2 separate regions of the Homo sapiens genome follow, and region 2 is linked to region 1. The links are chromatin loops, found by intact Hi-C in ENCODE. Cell type or tissue: PC-9. All regions are shown on one strand. Links, peaks and the distances in the headings refer to the core of each region. The heading gives the core; the rest is flanking DNA. Region 1 holds the start of LOC124901002 (a long non-coding RNA gene). Region 2 has its middle 34 kb from the start of LINC02230.

Evidence for each region. Hi-C counts contacts between places; a loop is a spot of excess contacts. Peaks named below come from ENCODE experiments on the same cell type or tissue, not always from the same donor. Only the 100,000 strongest peaks of a DNase experiment are listed, where the experiment ranks them.
Region 2: a loop joins it to region 1, with 8 times the contacts of the local background. A loop is called at or near these places in 23 of 110 quality-filtered maps.

The regions. Positions count from the first base shown.
Region 1 is chr5:73,212,647-73,220,974 of GRCh38, forward strand. It overlaps LOC124901002 (a long non-coding RNA gene), which reads left to right and starts at 1,290. Exons shown (of 3, transcript XR_007058818.1): 1 at 1,290-1,635. RefSeq lists a silencer at 3,481-3,660. In PC-9, for the core only: CTCF peaks have their summits at 3,582 (motif pointing right), 3,782, 6,125 (motif pointing left) and 6,325; DNase peaks (open chromatin) are centred at 3,605 and 3,855; H3K4me3 peaks cover 1,540 bases; H3K27ac peaks cover 384 bases.
Region 2 is chr5:73,299,335-73,307,662 of GRCh38, forward strand. No RefSeq gene overlaps it. Among named protein-coding and RNA genes, the nearest start is that of LINC02230, 34 kb to the right of the region's middle. In PC-9, for the core only: a CTCF peak has its summit at 4,605 (motif pointing left); no DNase peak of the experiment used is centred there; H3K4me3 peaks cover 661 bases.

The DNA of each region.
Region 1 (8,328 bases), core at 194-8,193:
TGGTGATTCCTCAAGGATCTAGAACCAGAAATACCATTTGACTCAGCAATCCCATTACTGGCTGTATACCCAAGGGATCATAAGTCATTCTAATACAAAGACACATACACAGGTATGTTTATTGCAGCACTGTCTACAATAGCAAAGACTTGGAACCAACCCAAATGCACATCAATGATAGACTGGATAAAGAAAATGTGGCACATATACACCATGGAATACTATGCAGCCATAAAAAAGGATGAGTTCATGTCCTGTGCAGGGACATGGATGAAGCTGGAAACCATTATTCTCAGCAAACTAACACAGGAACAGAAAACCAAACACCGCATGTTCCCACTCATAAGCGGGAGCTGAACAATGAGAACACATGGACACAGGGAGGGGAACATCACACACCGGGGCCTGCTGAGGGGTGTGGGCTAGGGGAGGGATAACATTAGGAGAAATATTTAATGTAGATGACGAGTTGATGGGTGCAGCAAACCACCATGCCACTTGTATACCTATGTAACAAACCTGCACGTTCTCCACGTTTCCCGGAACTTAAAGTATAATAATAATAATAATAATAATAATAATAATAAAGAAGAAGAAGAAGAAGAAGGAAGAAGAAGGAGAAGAAGAACAAGAACAAGAAGAAGAAAGAAAGAAAGAAGGAGGAGGAGGAGGAGGAGGAGATTATTGAACAAATTGGCATCGCCAGAACATTCAGAAACTGCCAGTCTGCCAATCGGGGAAGTCAGTAATTTCCTTTGTGCTTGTAATTGTGTGTGAACCTGTTTGCTTGTGGTTGTGATTTTACAGTAGATGACATAACAGGGTCATAGTTTTTGCTTGTAAAATTGTTCCTAGCACATTTGAGGGGACTAATTGGTTACACGGTGCCCTGTAGAGATGACTGTGACTTTGCAGGTACTTGATCTCTGACTAGTCTGAGGATCACCCCTGGGGGCTGCCAGGCTTGAAACTTTACAAGATTCCCCTTCGCCTGAGAGGGGGACCATTGGCCACCTGAGCAGAGAAGAAAAGACTTGAATATGCAGCAAGCTCAGCGTATGTGACTTTTGAATGTTCTTGAAATGAGTCAAGAACTCAAATCTGGAGTTTGAACAGGAAACTGGAACACAGTGGGAGGTCTGCGAGGGTGGAGGATGGGCGTGCTTCCAGGATTTCAAAACACAAAACAGGTGGTTTTCAGTGGTGTTGGCTGGCTGGGGGAAAGATGGAGAGGGGAGGGGTGAATAGAAAGTAGGCAGGCTTCTGGGTGGATGGGGCCCAGCACCCACAGCCTAGGCTGGCTGCCTGAGAGTAGCGAGTGACAGGTAAGGGCTCTGAACCTTCCTGCGTGCTACCCAAGGAGTGCCTAGGGCTACCAGGAGGCCCAGGGAGGAACCTTGAGACCTGAGAAAGGCTTTTCTTCCCCGAGAGGACCACTGCTCAGGCTCAGAGGCCATGGGGTGAAGTGCACAAAAAAGTGGGCGTCCAGCCATGCTCTAAGTCCCCCGAAGATGAAGACCAGGGAGCAGCTTCCTCCAATGAAGCAGCAGCAATCAGAGGACCAGGAGGCTGAAGCCCTGAGCCCAGCCAGAGGCAGGATCAGCCAAGTCTGGGACAGGCTTCAATTATTTTAGGGTAAGAAATCTGTGCTTTGTAAATAGCCAGATGTCTTTGCTTTGGTATATTTTAATTTTTTGTTTGTTTTACTTTTTGTTGTTGTTGGTGTTGTTGGTTTAGAAAAACTCGAAGTAAGAAAAGGGTAATGGGATCCTTGTTCATGTCTGGGAAGTCCCAGTGAGAGAGTCAAGGAATCCTCCAGCTACTGAGGCCCCTGGTGAAGTGAATCATGGAAATGTGACAAATCACAACCCCAGAAGAGGCTGCTCTGGAGCCCCCTGGGGAGTCTTTAATGAACTCTTTAACATATTGCATGAACGAAGAAAACGGTGATTTTAGTGACATTTTAGGTATTAGGGACAGAAAGGGAAGCATCTTCCCGGCAGACATAAAAATGGACAATTTAGACATGCCCCATCCTGTTCATACAGGAGGATGGACAAAAATACTTTCTAAGCAGCTGGGACATAATGCGAAATGCCTCTTGGCTCACCCAAGGGTCTTGGCTGCCCAATTTCCCTTTACCCTCTCTAGCCCTTATGCAAAGAACAAAATAAATAGAAGTCTATAGTCTTCAGTCTTTGCAAACAGACCTGCCTGACATCAATTAGCACTAACCTCTGGCAAGTGGCAATCCTCAAAAAAAGCTCCAGGATGTTTTCAACATGAGGATTTTAATGTGTTCTCTAAATGAGGATTCTAATGACCATTTCCCTGACGAAGCAACCAGGCTTGAGATAGTATATGGTGACACTCGTTAAGTGATTCCCTGTGAGTGAGGGATAAACCTGTGAATGGAATAAGGTCCACGGGCCCCCATTCCCTGCCTATTCCATTAGCCATTGGAAATCTCCAGTCAGCCACGGCTGCAAATGGGTGTCCTGGGGCTGGCAATTGACTGATAAGTCCCAGAGCCCTCATTCCAACCTATTGTTCAGAAAACATCCCCACTGTTCATATTTCAGGAGGGCGGGGGAGTGGCAGCAGAGAGAAGCGGCAGGTAATTTATTCAGGAGCTGGAAGCTGAGAAACGGATTTGGTAAGCAAATACTTCAAAGCTCACTAGAGAACTCCCATAAAACATAGACCTTCTGCAGCAACCAGGGAGTGATTTAAATCCAGTTGGAATTTCTAGGGATAAGGAGTAAGACTTATCAACTCAGTTCAGAGCCTCATGAATAATTTCACCTGACACGGGACACTGAACCAGCAGAAATCTGGGATGTCCAAAGAAAAATAGATTTCAAACTAATCTTTGTTCCTCAAGTTTTATTCCTAAGTGGGGAACCGGGGTGGGAGAGGGGAGCCCAGACAGGAAGCTCGCCATTTTTAGACACGTTATATTTTGTCCTTGTGTGAGAAATGTTGGATGGGAAACACATTTTCTGGCAGCTGAAACCTCGCTGGCTGGGCTGGCTAAGGGAAAGGCCACGAACCCACGTACTACCAGGATGTGGAAGTCATTTGTAACTCCCTCTAGGCTAGTACAGGCAGTGAAAGGGGGAACTTAAAATGAAATAAACACCTAAGCCCGGAGCTGCAAAGCTGGGACTACGTTACTCGTGGTGCCTTAAACCCCAAGCTTTATCCGCCCCATCTCCCACCACCTCACTGCAGACACCCTGCCCTCCGTCCGTGCATAACCACGTTCTCGTTCACGAAGCGGCCAGCCTCGCGGCGCTGGGGAGAAGGCTTCCTCCTTGTCCGCACTTCTGGGTCAACAGCCTTAGATGGGGCGGGGGGGGGGGGTGCGGAGCTGCCGAAACCTTCTCGAAGATCCCAGGGAGTCTCTGTCCCGCAGAATCAGCACCATCCTCCTCGGAGCGCAGCTTTTCCTCCCTGCCCAAGTGCGGTGCACCCGCGCACCACCCAAGCGCCCAGCATCGAGGGCGCGGCGGCGGCGGCCAGGGCGGCCAGGGCCCTTGAGCACCCGCGCGGTTTTCCCCCTATGGCCGCATGGGGGCAGGAGAGAGGAGCTGTGGCGCAGAGCACGCGGAGAGGGACCTGGAGCGCGGGAGCCAGGACGGCGCAGGCAGCTGGGGAGGCCGCGGGGCTGCCCAGCGAGTGGAGTGCCCAAGAATTGGCCGGGGTGGAAAGGTCCGCGGGAGACGATCCCCGACCTCCGGGAACAGGCCTGCGGTCGGCCGCCTTGGCACCCAGGCTCTGCCGCCCCCGGAGACTCGGATCGAGCGCTGGAAGTGGCCGCAAGGGACGCGAGGGAGAGCAGAGCTGTGAATCAGCCGGAAAGTCACTCCAACTCCAGGGAATTCCGCTCCGGGAAGAAAGGTGGCGAGCTTCTCCCTGCGTTCCCCTCCACCCCCAGCCTCCGAACGCACCTTCCCTGCGCTGGCGACCAGCTGTCACCCCCATTTTGCAGCTACTGAGACTTGAGATGTTGGGAGCCTAAAGGACATCATTTAGAACATAAAGTAATTATGGTGATTCTGAGCTCTGTGGCCAGAAAGTTTAACTTCAGGAGATATATATATATATAAAATTGAATGGCCACCTTTTCTTTTTCTATTTTCTCCATGTCAGATCTTTCATCTCTTAGTAGAGACTTCTACACCTTTCTGTTATTCCACCCGAAGAAGTTATGGTCACCTGGTTCTCTTTCCTTCACCAAATCGTCTCCATTTTTCTTCTCCCTGCTTCCAAATTTAATTCTCTCTCTCTCTCTCTCTCTCTCTCTCTCTCTCTCTCTCTCTCTCTCTGTCTCTCTTCCCACCACCCCCGCCCAGCCCAGAGATAGGTTCTCACTTTGTCACCCAGGCTGGCGATCTCAGCTCACCCCAGCCTCGACCTCCTTGGTTTAAGTGATCCTCCTGCCTCAGCCTCCAGAATAGCTGGGACTACAAGCGTGCACCACCACACCCAGCTAATTTTTGTATTTTTAGTAGAGACGGGTTTTCGCCATGTTGTCCAGGCTAGTCTCAAACTCCTAGGCTCAAGCCATCTGCCTGCCTAGGCCTCCCAAAGTGCTGGGACTACAGGCGTGAGGTACTATGCCTGGCCCAAATTTAATTCTTAACTCATTTGAACCAAAACTAGCCAAAAGTTCCAGAGGGCTCCAACCCAAATGAAAATGGCCCAGGAAAAGGAGGAGGGGAAAGAAATACACCTACCAAAGATCAAATAATATCTTGTGGGTCCTTACCAAGAGTAGACATGAAATTGTCTCATCAGATAGTCTCCAGTCTTTTGAAAAATCTTTGCTCCAAAATGACTTGCATTGATTTTTTCACTGATGATATTTATTTGGAAACTTCACATAACTTACAAATCATGTAAAATTTTTGCATTCATTAAATCTAGACCTGGGTTCAAAAGGATTGTGAAACTGCAGTGCTGACGTTAATAAACCATCAAGTTAGAAAAAATGAAAAGCATTAAGAGGGAGCAACACTAAAGCAAAGGCTTGTGGGATTTATAGAGTCATCCCCAAAACAAAGTCTTTGTCTTCCTCTTTCTTTCCTCATCCTATTAGTCAACTGAGGACAGCACTTGGACCATCCCTGGCCTGGTCCTTATCTGGTGCTTTGAGATGGGAGAGGAGGCTCCAGGTTATAGTTCTGTTGCACCACCTTCCAAGAATGAAGCTGGTCAAACTGGACAGAACACGATGGTGTAAGTGTGACAGTACAGAAAGTTGGGACAGTGCTGCGCCTTCTGGAAATGGTAGCCCAGCTGCTCAGGTGTGGGCATGTGCTTTGCTCCTTTATGATAGGAAGCCTGCCTTCCAGTTCCTCAGCATCTGCTTTTCTAGCTGGGTAGTGGCCCAGGCCCCTGAGTTTCCACTTTCTTTTTTTGCTGGCTTTTTTTGTTGTCATTGGAAGTCTGGCAATTCATTAACATCTCCACCAGAGGATGGGCAGGAGAAAGGAAAACTGGGAACTCCAGTCTACCTTGCATTTCTTAGTAGTTAGTACCTCTAGTACTAGCTGGGTTTGGTGGGAAAGAGCTGTACTGCTGGCTAAAATGAGATTTTGTGATTATCTGTGGATTTAATCTGGTCTCCTCACATCTACCATTTCCACAAATAATTAGAGATTATTAGACACATTCAGAAGTTGCATTAGCCTCAAAGAATTTAGAGAAAATCTAAATAGGCTTAAATACCATCTTGGAATCCAGAATGTTAAGCTCTATGCTCCAGATAATTAACATTTTTAGGGCCCCTTTTCTCCCCATGGGGCTAAAATCACTCCTGGGTAACAATTAACTGAACACATTCTAAGTCTAATATATTTTGCAGAAAGGGATGAGCTGAGCAGAAAAACAGATGATGCACTACTGTTGCATTAAAAGAGAACAGGCCATGCAGCATTGGAGGTTTGGCACTTCTCTGTTCTCTTAAGATGTATTCTGATTCTCGAGGTATTGAGAAGAGCCTTTGCTCTTTTCCCACCAAACCCAGCTAGTACTAGAAGTACTAACTACTAAGAAATGCGAGGTGGACTGGAGTTCCCAGCTTTCCTTTCTCCTGCTCACCCTCTGGTGGAGATGTTAATGAATTGCCAAACTTTCAACAACAGAAAACAGCCTTTATATTTTCAAAATAAATCTCATCAGTTGGCACGTGTGGGAGCCTCTCAGGTAGTGGGTGATTCATTGAGAGAGCAATGCCTGCTCCATGAGCACAAGTGTGCTGACCCCTTTTCCTGGAGAACATTCTGGACATAAAGTGTCCATCAGGAGCAGGGGATGAAGTGTAGAGAGGGGCCGCAGCCCTTCCTCAATGCCCAGAGGGCTCCTTCCAGAGAACTTGAGTGGAGTACCACCATGGGGTTCTTTTGATTACTTTCCTCCCAGTGGGAGCCCTACATTAGCACTGACATGCAGTGGCACCCCATTATTGCAGGATGGTTGAGAATATGATGATGAGAGTATCTTGTGCTCCTGCAATATTTAACAGTTTTCAAGGCAATTTTATATATGTTATCTTTTTCGTTTTTTGAGATGGAGTCTCACTCTGTCGCCTAACTGGAGTGCAGTGGCACCATCTTGGCTCACTGCAACCTCTGCCTCTTGGGTTAAAGCGATTCTCCTGCCTCAGCCTCTTGAGTAGCTGGGACTACAGGAAGGCACCACACGCACACCACAGAGCGCACCACCACACCCAGCTGATTTTTGTATTTTTAGTAGGGATGAGGTTTCACCATGTTGGCCAGGCTGGTCTTGAACTCCTGACCTCAAGTGATCCGCCTCCCAAAGTGCTGGGATTACAGGTGTGAACCACCACATCCTGCCTTTCTATATGCTATTTTATTTGATGTTCATAATAGCTGTGAGGTAAGCAGTACAGATATTATCTCCATTGCTTCCTGGTGAAGGACTTAGCCACAGTCAGATAACTAGTAAGAGCAGAGTAGAGTTAGAATTGGAGCCTTCTGGTCCCCCTCCTCTGCATGCCTTTCAGGTTCTGTAATAAAACATCATAGTCTCTTATTTGACTACATTGTCATGTCTGTTATATGTTCTTTAAATGGCCACTGCACTCATGCATGCTAATTTTACAATGTTTTAATTATGAAAGTCTGTTAAAAAATTCAAAGTATCATTTCTAACACTATATTTCCTTTGGAATTACATTATTGCAGTTCTATGTATTTAGTTGCATTTCCCCTCTTTAATAATCAGCAAGGTTTTAATCTAACTGTGTTGGACAATTTCCCAAAGCCACTTAGAAAATATCACCTAGCATTCGCTTTATCCCCCAGATCTTCTTTTTCATTACTAGGCAGGTGGTTACTAGGATATGCCCCAAAGAAATAAGATCACAACTTAAAGCCCAAGCACATAAAATGTTTAGTAGATACAATAACTGTAAATTATTATAACCATAGATATTTTTATAAAGATTGATTAAAAAATACTCTGACATACCCCACATGCTGATAGTTCAATTCATGCGTGAAAAACACATTTTAGCCTTTTCCATCAGCACCATTCACATTTTAGAAGACCGACTTTATAGGGGGCTCCCCAAAGTATCTCCTTAAACCACTGCCAACCCGGGGGGTGGTGGATAGTGGCAATATTACATCAGTATCTGTATTGGGTTCTTGGATAGAGCTGCACAATGGCCATGTATGGTGAAAGGTAGATTTTCCCCTGAGACTTTATTCTTGGAATATGTTAAAATGCACATGTCTCTATTTCTGCTCCCAAGAAGCTGGTGTACAGATGTTAAGTATTCGGGTGGTAGGAGCGCTGCTGTCTACAGTTTACATGATGTCTAATAGGCCTCTAGAATGTGTTTAAAAGGCAGTGTTCAAAATTAGGCCCCTAACCTTCTTTGATGCAATTGTCTTTCTTTGGAGTTACATCTTGAAGGAAAGGATGAAGATTTGGAAAGGGAATTAATTTTCCTGACCTGACTTATTATTTTCCCCCTGTATTTTATAGTAATCCTTTAAACTCAAAAAATTCAGCTAATTATGGATTTCTACCTGAATAATGCTGCCATTTGAGTGGCTGCATGTCACTGTTTCTGGTTTCTGACCCCCTGTCAGGCCAATTCTGCCTGATTTCACTCATGTGCTGCTGCTTTTTATAATCTGAACATTATTTCCACTCAAATGTTTCCAGCTTTGCCCAAAACCTAAGAATCTGAAAAGGGGGAAACTTCCTTCGTAACTAGTATTTGAGTAATTATCACTTTGCATTATTCTGATCTTTTGCAAAACGTATACTCCAAGAAGAACATTT
Region 2 (8,328 bases), core at 24-8,023, 87 kb after region 1:
CGAGCCCGCAGGAGAAGTTCCCATCCCGCCCCTCTAGCCCTCGGGCGTTGGCAGTGGAGTAACAAAGACGCTGCCGCGCCGTTGACCCCGAAGAAGCTCTGATGAAAAGGAGGGCGGGCCGCGGGATAGGAGTTTCTACAATTAGTTTTTTCTGCCTTTACGTTCCCAAGAAGAAGCCGAGGAAGTAGAAAGGAGAGAGATCTGGGAAAGGCAAGATCCAGAAATCAGGAGCCATTATGTTTCTCATTTTGGAGAAAAACTGTAAAACAGCTCGGCCTCTTGTCCACCTTGCCCCGAAGGCAAGTCTGGATATGAAAAGAAAAAGGCGGGCAACGGAGGAGATTTATTTTTCATTTTAACTTTCCTCTCCCAGGCTTCCTCACCCCCTGCCCCCTTCGATTCCTAGGAGGGGCGGCCCCAGCCCTCGGAGCCGATTCTCGGCGCTGCGCTAGGACATCAGAGGCGATACAGGTTCGATGTTAAATGAACCTTCAGGCCGCCGGACAATGGCGCAGACCTCACACGGGGGCACCGCGCCTTCCCCCAGCCGTGCTCGGCTCCCGCCGCTTCTTTATTTCACGTGGTGGAATCCTCCGCGTCTCCTACAGCCGCCGAACCAATGGGCAGACCGGGGAGAGCGGGACGCGCAGGAGAGGGTTTGAAAGGAGGTGTGGGTTTTAATTTTTAAAGAGCATAATTGGGCTGAGGAGGGTTATTTTTTCCTTGGCCACGGGAAAAAAAAGAGGAAGAAGGGGAAAAAAAAGTCAGGCGAAACACAACACATTTATCTATCAACCGCTAGACAAGACAAAGAGGTTTTAACAACAGTTTGAAAAGAGCGGCCTGTGAATGGTTACTATTCAATTTGTATTTTATTCCCCGCTGGTCATGGAATTGAGATCAGAAGAAAAAGTGAAAACACATGGCTGAGGTCAGGGGATCAGAGAACCACCACATACAGCAAAGGGAAGGGAAAGCAATGGGAACTCGTGTGAAGAAATGGATTATATAAACAGAGCTTACCATCGCCTGCGCCCCATTATCCTATAATTTACCCTGCATGGGAGCATAGAAATATATTAAACTAGTGATAGGTTTTACCATTTCTTTACAACCCAGCCTCGTGCCAATCAAGCCTACTATATACTTTGAGACATGTTTAGAATTCTTGGACTAATGTGTTTATTTTAAATATCACAGGGAAATTATTACATCACTAGAAAATAATGCCAGAGCGGGGGTCTGCCGCCCTTTTGAAGTCCTGCTGCAACGAAACATGATTTTAATTACATAATCACTTTGAAACTATAATTATACAATAAACGATGAGGATTAAGCGGGAAGTATAGAGTACATTAAAAATTGCTTAGGTCTTGAAAAAACAAACTGAACATGCAGGGGGAAAAGAAAGAGATGAAATCCGAGGTCCTGGGAGGGGGGTTGATAAATCCTGCAATCGCTTTGCTCTGAGCTGCGGCGGGAATCGGAGCCTAGGGCTCTCTTTGCCTGGGCCAAGGGAGCGGGGGCGATGGCTGGAGTCGTGTAGCCGAGGAGAAGCCCGTAAATCTGAGACGGAATCAAAGAGAAGCGCGAAGGATGGCTTCGGGTTCGTTAGCTAACCTTTCTACACGGAAACAAGTAAACAGGGTTGTTGCCTTGGCGTTTACTAAATTCATTTACACTGAAAACCACATGTATGACACAGAGAGGTTGAGCGTTGCCAAGGACTGCTTTGTTTGCTCTTCCCTTCCAGGAGGAAGGGAACGAACGACACGAACGGCGTCGTGGGTACCCTGATGCCCACAATGAGTTTATAAATAACTGCGCATAGGTGGCGCGGGCATCCATCCCACCGCCACTGCGAACACCCCTGGGCACGCCTTGTTCCCCGGGTGCACACGCCTAGCGCGCACTCGGTTTCGCACCAGCTTTCTCTCCCTAAGCTCCTTTCCAGAAAGTTGCTCCGCTGCTTAATTTTGCTCCTGTGTTTGTCTTCAGGTGAGGCCAAGGGCAGGTACATGGTTCTCCCTTCAAAATATAGAAACTTGGCTAGGCCCAGAGTTCGCCGACGTGCGTCTCCCTCCCCTCAGCTTCCATGAGAACTTCTTCCCAGAACTTCTACAGAGCCTGGGGGCGCAGAAACCGGGTCCTGGACGCTGGTCCTCCTTGCCTTCAGATCCTGATGGGGGTTGGAGGGGGTTGCACTGGAGCCCCGTGGATGAAGAGTTCTAGTCCTGAACACAGAGTCCCGAAAGATTTTGGAAGCACCCTGGAGACAGAAGTCCCACAGGTAGAGGCTAGTGACTCTTTTCAGTAGCACCTACTTTCCCAAGTGGGCTTTGCCAGGCCAGAGCGCACTGGAGAGGGAGAGGGCGTGCAATTCCTGATTAGGGACTCATTTTTAAAAGGCTGGTTTTTATGAGCCTGGCATCACCAGCATTCCCTCCAAGGATAGCCTCTGCTCGCCTTCAATATTTTATAGCAAGTGCCCTGGGTGAGGGGGTTGGAATGCCAGTGTCTGGCCCATAAACGTCTCACATATAAAGAGTTACACGCTCCCATTTCAACCGCGGCAGAGGGGAATCCAGGTGCAAGAGGACACTCCAGCTTTTGGCTCAAGCAGAAAATTATGATTGAAAGAAGAAGCTGCGATGTTTAAATTCACCCGCAATCTGGAAGATGTTTTGTCCAGGAACTCAGACATGAGGTGTTGGGAGAAAGGAGAGAAAGTGACACTAAGAATCTTTCCTTGCCTTCACTTGGGCCTCATGATCGCTCCCAACCCTGCCCAGTCGCCCCACCAGCACGAGGCAAATGACTGTCTTCAGCTCCGAACATTAATATTAAGACATCAGCATTGCATTAGTCTGCAATGGACCATCAACGATCAAGAAAAAAATACAAAGGAGAAATGAAATAGCTCATCCGAAAAGTCCTACTGTCATCGTGTTTATTTTTTGCTTTGCTAAGCCCAAGATATAATTTACTCACTGCTCTCTTGCAAACAAAAGGGCCGTGATAGCCTGGCAACGTTGAAGAGCCCCTCTCAAAATCCCCAAGGAAATTACAACTGGGCAGGAATTCAGGAGCCGTTTTTATACCAAGCCCGAAGCGCCAACTTGCACAGTTCCTTCCCAGGATGAACACTGAAGAGGCCAAAATTTAAAAAAAGGAAGGAAGGAAGGAGACTCTTGAGGAGTAATAATAATAAGCATTATTTATCTGCCTCCTACTTAATACAAGCAATTTACCTACCTTACCTCTTTCATACTTACAGCAAAGCTATAGGGTTGGCTGGGCATGGTGGCTCAAGCCTGTAATTCCAGCACTTTGGGAGGCCGAGGCGGATCATTTGAGGTCAGGAGCTTCAGACCAGCTTAACCAATATGGTGAAACCCCGTCTCTACTATTAAAAAAAATAAAATAAAAAGCTGTAAGGTAAACATTGTAATACCTACTTTATTGATAATATAAAATACTTATACGATATTTATTATATGCCTAGCACTATGGTGTTTTACATTCATTTATGCCTTACAACATCGCCATATAGGGAGGAATATTATCCCCATTTTACAGAAGAGGAACTGAAGCACACAGAGATGATCTAATCTGTCTTAGGTCACGTGGCCATAACTGGCCAGGGATGGATTGGAATCCAGACTTGTGATATCTTGACACACTATACCACCAAAGGAAGTGACGGGCTGGGAGAAGTTGGGGCTTATCCGAGGTTCCAGGGAGGACTCCAAGGAGCCGGGACTGGAGCCCATATCTTGAGAGTAGGGATTGTGGTGCGCCGCCGGTACTCAAGGAGCCACCCGCGCGCAATGTGGAAGGGCGGCGAGTCGCCCTCGGGGCCCACAGCGCCGTCGGGCAAAGAACCAGAGGCGTGGAGCGAATGCAGCGCCCGGGAGTCAGGGCTGTTAGTGGCGTGGCCCGCCGGGCATTGAGCTGTTTCCTCCAACGCCCGGTCCCCCGCGGCCTAGGCCCAGTGTTTGCTTTTGCAGATACGTCAGAGGGAACATTCAGGAGGGGCGGGCTCCCAGGCTCCCAGGAGACCGCCCGGAGCCTCCGGAGCGCGACGAGGCGCGGGGCCTCGGAGATCTGGCCTGCCAGATTGAGGGGGAGGGGAGGGGGCCTGGCCCAGCAGCTGGACAGGCGCGCAGTGCCCGCAGCCCGCGAGTGGGCGCCCAGCTGGCTTCGCACGGGTGAGGGGCTCAGCCTGCACTTCCCTCCTCCACCCCGACCGCCGAACGCGTCCCGGCTGGCTTCAGAGTGCGCTTCTCGTGGACGTGCTGCGCGCACCCTAGGGAGATGCGCGGCGTCCGCGCGGGTCAGCGCCCCAGTACCACTCCCCAGTGTACTCCCCAGGTACACGCTTCCCTTGCGCGGCGAGTTTCAACTCAGGTCAGAACGGAGCTGAGCGGTGGGCGGAGTGGAGAAAGGTCCCGGAAATTGGCCAAGAGGGGGCGGTTTCGAGGTAGTGCCTTCGAAGTGTTGTCCAGACCAGCAGGGAGGGTCGCCTCCACCTGCGGGGCCTCCTCCAGCTCCACAAGGTAGCCCCGTAGGGACTTGCAGATCTGCCAGACCTAGCAGTGAGACCACTGCTCCCACTGAATGGCGCCGCCTGCGGGCTGGCCCAAGCTCTATGCACCGGCTTTATCTCATTTTCTCCTCACCGTTAATAACTGGCAAGGCAGTGTGATCACCCTACTTGGAGAAGACATCCTGTTCTAATGGCTTAGCATAGCGCCCATTACTTCTAGGGGAGTAACACATGCCAGTTCCTCCCATTTTATAGGAGGAAGGCACCAAGAGGGTAAACAGTCTCAATAGACACAACCAGTAGGTGCCTGAGTGTCCACTGGAATGGGTCTGCGGGCAGTCACCTGATGTCTGGACCCCTTTTACTTCTTCCACTGACCTTTGGGAGGCCAGTGTTTCAGAAAAACTCGGGGTGGGAGCTGTGGGTAGAACTGGGAAGATGGAGGGGGAGGAAGGTCCTTCGCAGAAAATCGGAAAGGCAGAAGGCCCATTAGAAGGCTAAGTTCTAGTTGGGCAGGGAGCTTTGAATCATTACTATACTCAAATGAGAAGCACTTGAGTGCCAACCACTTGTCCAGTGCTGTGCTGGGCCCTTCACAGATGAGCTGTGTTTTCCATCTTGGCTGCACATGGGGATTGTTTGGGGAATTTTAAAAATCTGATGCCCAGAGCAATTAAATCATCATTTCTAGGAGTAGGACCAAAGCATCATTTTTTTTAAAGCTTCCCAAGGAATTCCAATGTGCAACCATGCTTGAGGACTTCTGCCTTGGGGAAATTATCTTAATCCTCACAACTCCTCCACATAGCAGATACCATTACGATGCCTATTTCATCAGTAAGAAAAGCCAAGGCTTAGAGAGGACCTGTATTTGGTCCGAGTCAGCCCAGAGACTAGCACAGGTTAATCTGGCGTGACACAGCAGACATCCAGCCTGTCTGGGCTGAGTCCCCTTCTAACTTTCACCCCCAGGAGTTTACTGTGCTGGAGAGACAACCTAAGGTCACAGCAGGAAGAGGTAGGAAGGCTTCTGAAGTTTCACAGCTTCAGGCAGAGAGCTATATTCAGGGTCTTGAGTACAGAGGGAGGCAGGATGGGAAGAAAGGGAAAGTAATAGCTTTGGTTTTCTTTGGGAAAAAGTAGGTTAGGTTCCCAGATGACCCTGCACTCCAGAGTGCCCTGTCTGGGTGTCTATTACTTGAAAAGGTGGCATGTGATGACTCAAGCCCAGCCACATGGATGAAGAATCACCCCTTAGGAAGCCTGGAGTGGTGAAATGAGCACTGGACTAGGAGTCAGGAAATCGAAAACCTATCCTAGCTGAGCCATTGGCTGGCAGCATCACCTTGAGCAAGTCATAATCTCTGAGCCTGTTTTCTCTCCTGTAAAATAAAGTGGTTGGATAGTATTATCTCTAAGGTTACTTGCTGCTCATACATTTATGGTTATTTCTGGCCCTGGTGTGAATAAACTTAAGTCTGGATTCAAGTTGGAAATACAAATGACAATAGTTTAGCATCTTCATGATTTCAATTGCTTTTCAGATCTTCTCTAAAAGAAGGACTTGCTAGTTCCATTTTGACAATTAGGGAAACTTAGGCTCCAAGTTATTCAAATTCCCCTAGTAGATTCTACTTCTACTCCTGGTAACGTGTCTCCTCTCAACCCATCTGTTCAGGTCTTATAGGTCATTCTGTGGTTGGAGAACCTCGGGGCATTCAGAGAAGTAGGGCACTGGACAGAACAGGGCAGGCAGCTTAAAGCCTTAAAAACACCCTAAATAAGCTGCAGAATTTAAGCAAGGTCAGGGCAAATTTTGTCTGTGGGAAGGGAGTTGGCGGATGGAGAACTAGTCTTCTGAATCAGAGACTTTTCTCAAAGTCTTGTGTTTTTTTGTTTGTTTGTTTGTTTTTCATCCATCCTGATTCCTAGGTAATGCCTCCAAAGGGCTTTAAAAGTATAAGGGCTAGAGTCATGATTCATTATCCTGAAGAAGGGCCCAGTGTGGGCTTGTAAAGGCATTCTTGTCCAAAGCACTTTAGCTCTCTACATATATGTGTCTTGTGCCTCAGTGTCCTAATTTCCAGCTGTTCATTAGAATTAGCCAGGGAGATTTCAAAATAACCATGTCCAGGTCCTATCCAGATCAATTAAATCAACAGCTCTGGTGGTAAAGCCCACACATGGATTTTTTTTAAGCTGCCATGATTCTAATATGCAGCTGGGGTTGAGAGAAATTGCTTTAAATGCTATAGAAAGGCCATGGAGAGGCCAGTGGCCAGGCTAGAGCTCTAAGAAGACAAGTCTGGCTGTGGTTCCAGCTGTGAGGCTGAAGCCATCAGTGTGCATGTGATTGCCTAGGGAAAGGGTAGAGTCAGAGAGAGCTGAGGACTGAACCTTAGGAAAGCCCAATACTAGTGAGGCAAGAAGAAGTGGGAGGGATTCTGAAAGAGACTGAAGTGGACGAACTTGAGATGCCAGAGAAAAGCCTGGGCTGCTCTCCTGGCAGCCAAGAGAGAAGCCATGGTGGTCAGAGAGGTCAACAGTGCTAATGCCACCAAGAGGCTGATTTAAGATTACGACTGAAAAGTCTTCATTGGACTTGACGTCCAGGAAGTCTTGGGTGGCCTTAGAGGAGCATGGTGGGGCCAGGGAAGCTGAAATGCAGTGGGTTGAGAAGTAAATGGAGGTGAGCCAAGAGAGACAATGAAACTCCTTTCAGCAAGCCAAGGATGCAGTTATAACTGGGCCGGATCATCTCCCCTGAGACAGTAAGCATCTCTTCACCACCCCCACAGAAAACATAAAAAGAATTTGGCTGTTATTTTTGATGCCCAAAGTGGGATTCTCCCCTATAGGTACAGACATCTACCAGCACTATATACCAGAGAGAAGCCATGTCCAAACTCTGAGCCAGAATATGCAGCCTATTTAAAACCTGCTTGATTATTCTCAGAAACAGTGGCTAACTCGAGGGTAAAATAGGCCACTGCAGCCAGGTGGCAAACTGAGCAATACCAGCCACGACTCGTGGCCACAAAAATCAGTGTCGAAGCTGCCAAGCCTTCGAGGCCTGACTTTGTTGCCTAACAGGAAACCCATGGAGCAAAACAACCTATACTCCTCCCCCAGAATGGTTGACCACTATAAGGAAACTCAGAGAGCCTACAATGAGAGAAAACCCACAAAAACACCAAAAAAGAAACAGAAGAACCCTATGTGAACAGCCCAACGCTGTCAACTATGACCAACAACCTTGACACTACGAGGGGACTTTGCTGTCTTATCTCTGCTAGCCTTCTTCAGGGCAGAAACCAGCTCTGCAGCAGGACAGGAGGGGGACAGAGCCAGTGCATGGTGTTGTGTCTTTCTCCCCTCCTCCTCTCTTCAAGGGGCTGCCCACTCCTCCTCTCCCAATCTGACCCTGTCAAGATCCACTTGCACCAGAGGAGCTACCGAGCTAGGTAGGACCCAGCAGGCCACCGGGCCCAGGCTTCAGCAACTGACCTATGGGGATAACCTGGATAAACTTCAAAACTTTGTCTCCTCCTTGGTTGCCACTTGGCTTACATCAAAAAGACAAGGACGCATCAGAATAGCTATTCCCCCTGGGCTGGGGGTGACAGGAAGGGGACACAAAGGGGTACTCTCTTTCTTGATCTGGGCGTAGGGTAATGGATATGTTCCAATAAAAGTTCCTTGAGCCTTTATGATTTGTGTACTTTTCTGTTTGTGTACCGTACTGCAAAAAAAAGTTGTTGCTGCTGTTTTTTTTTAAG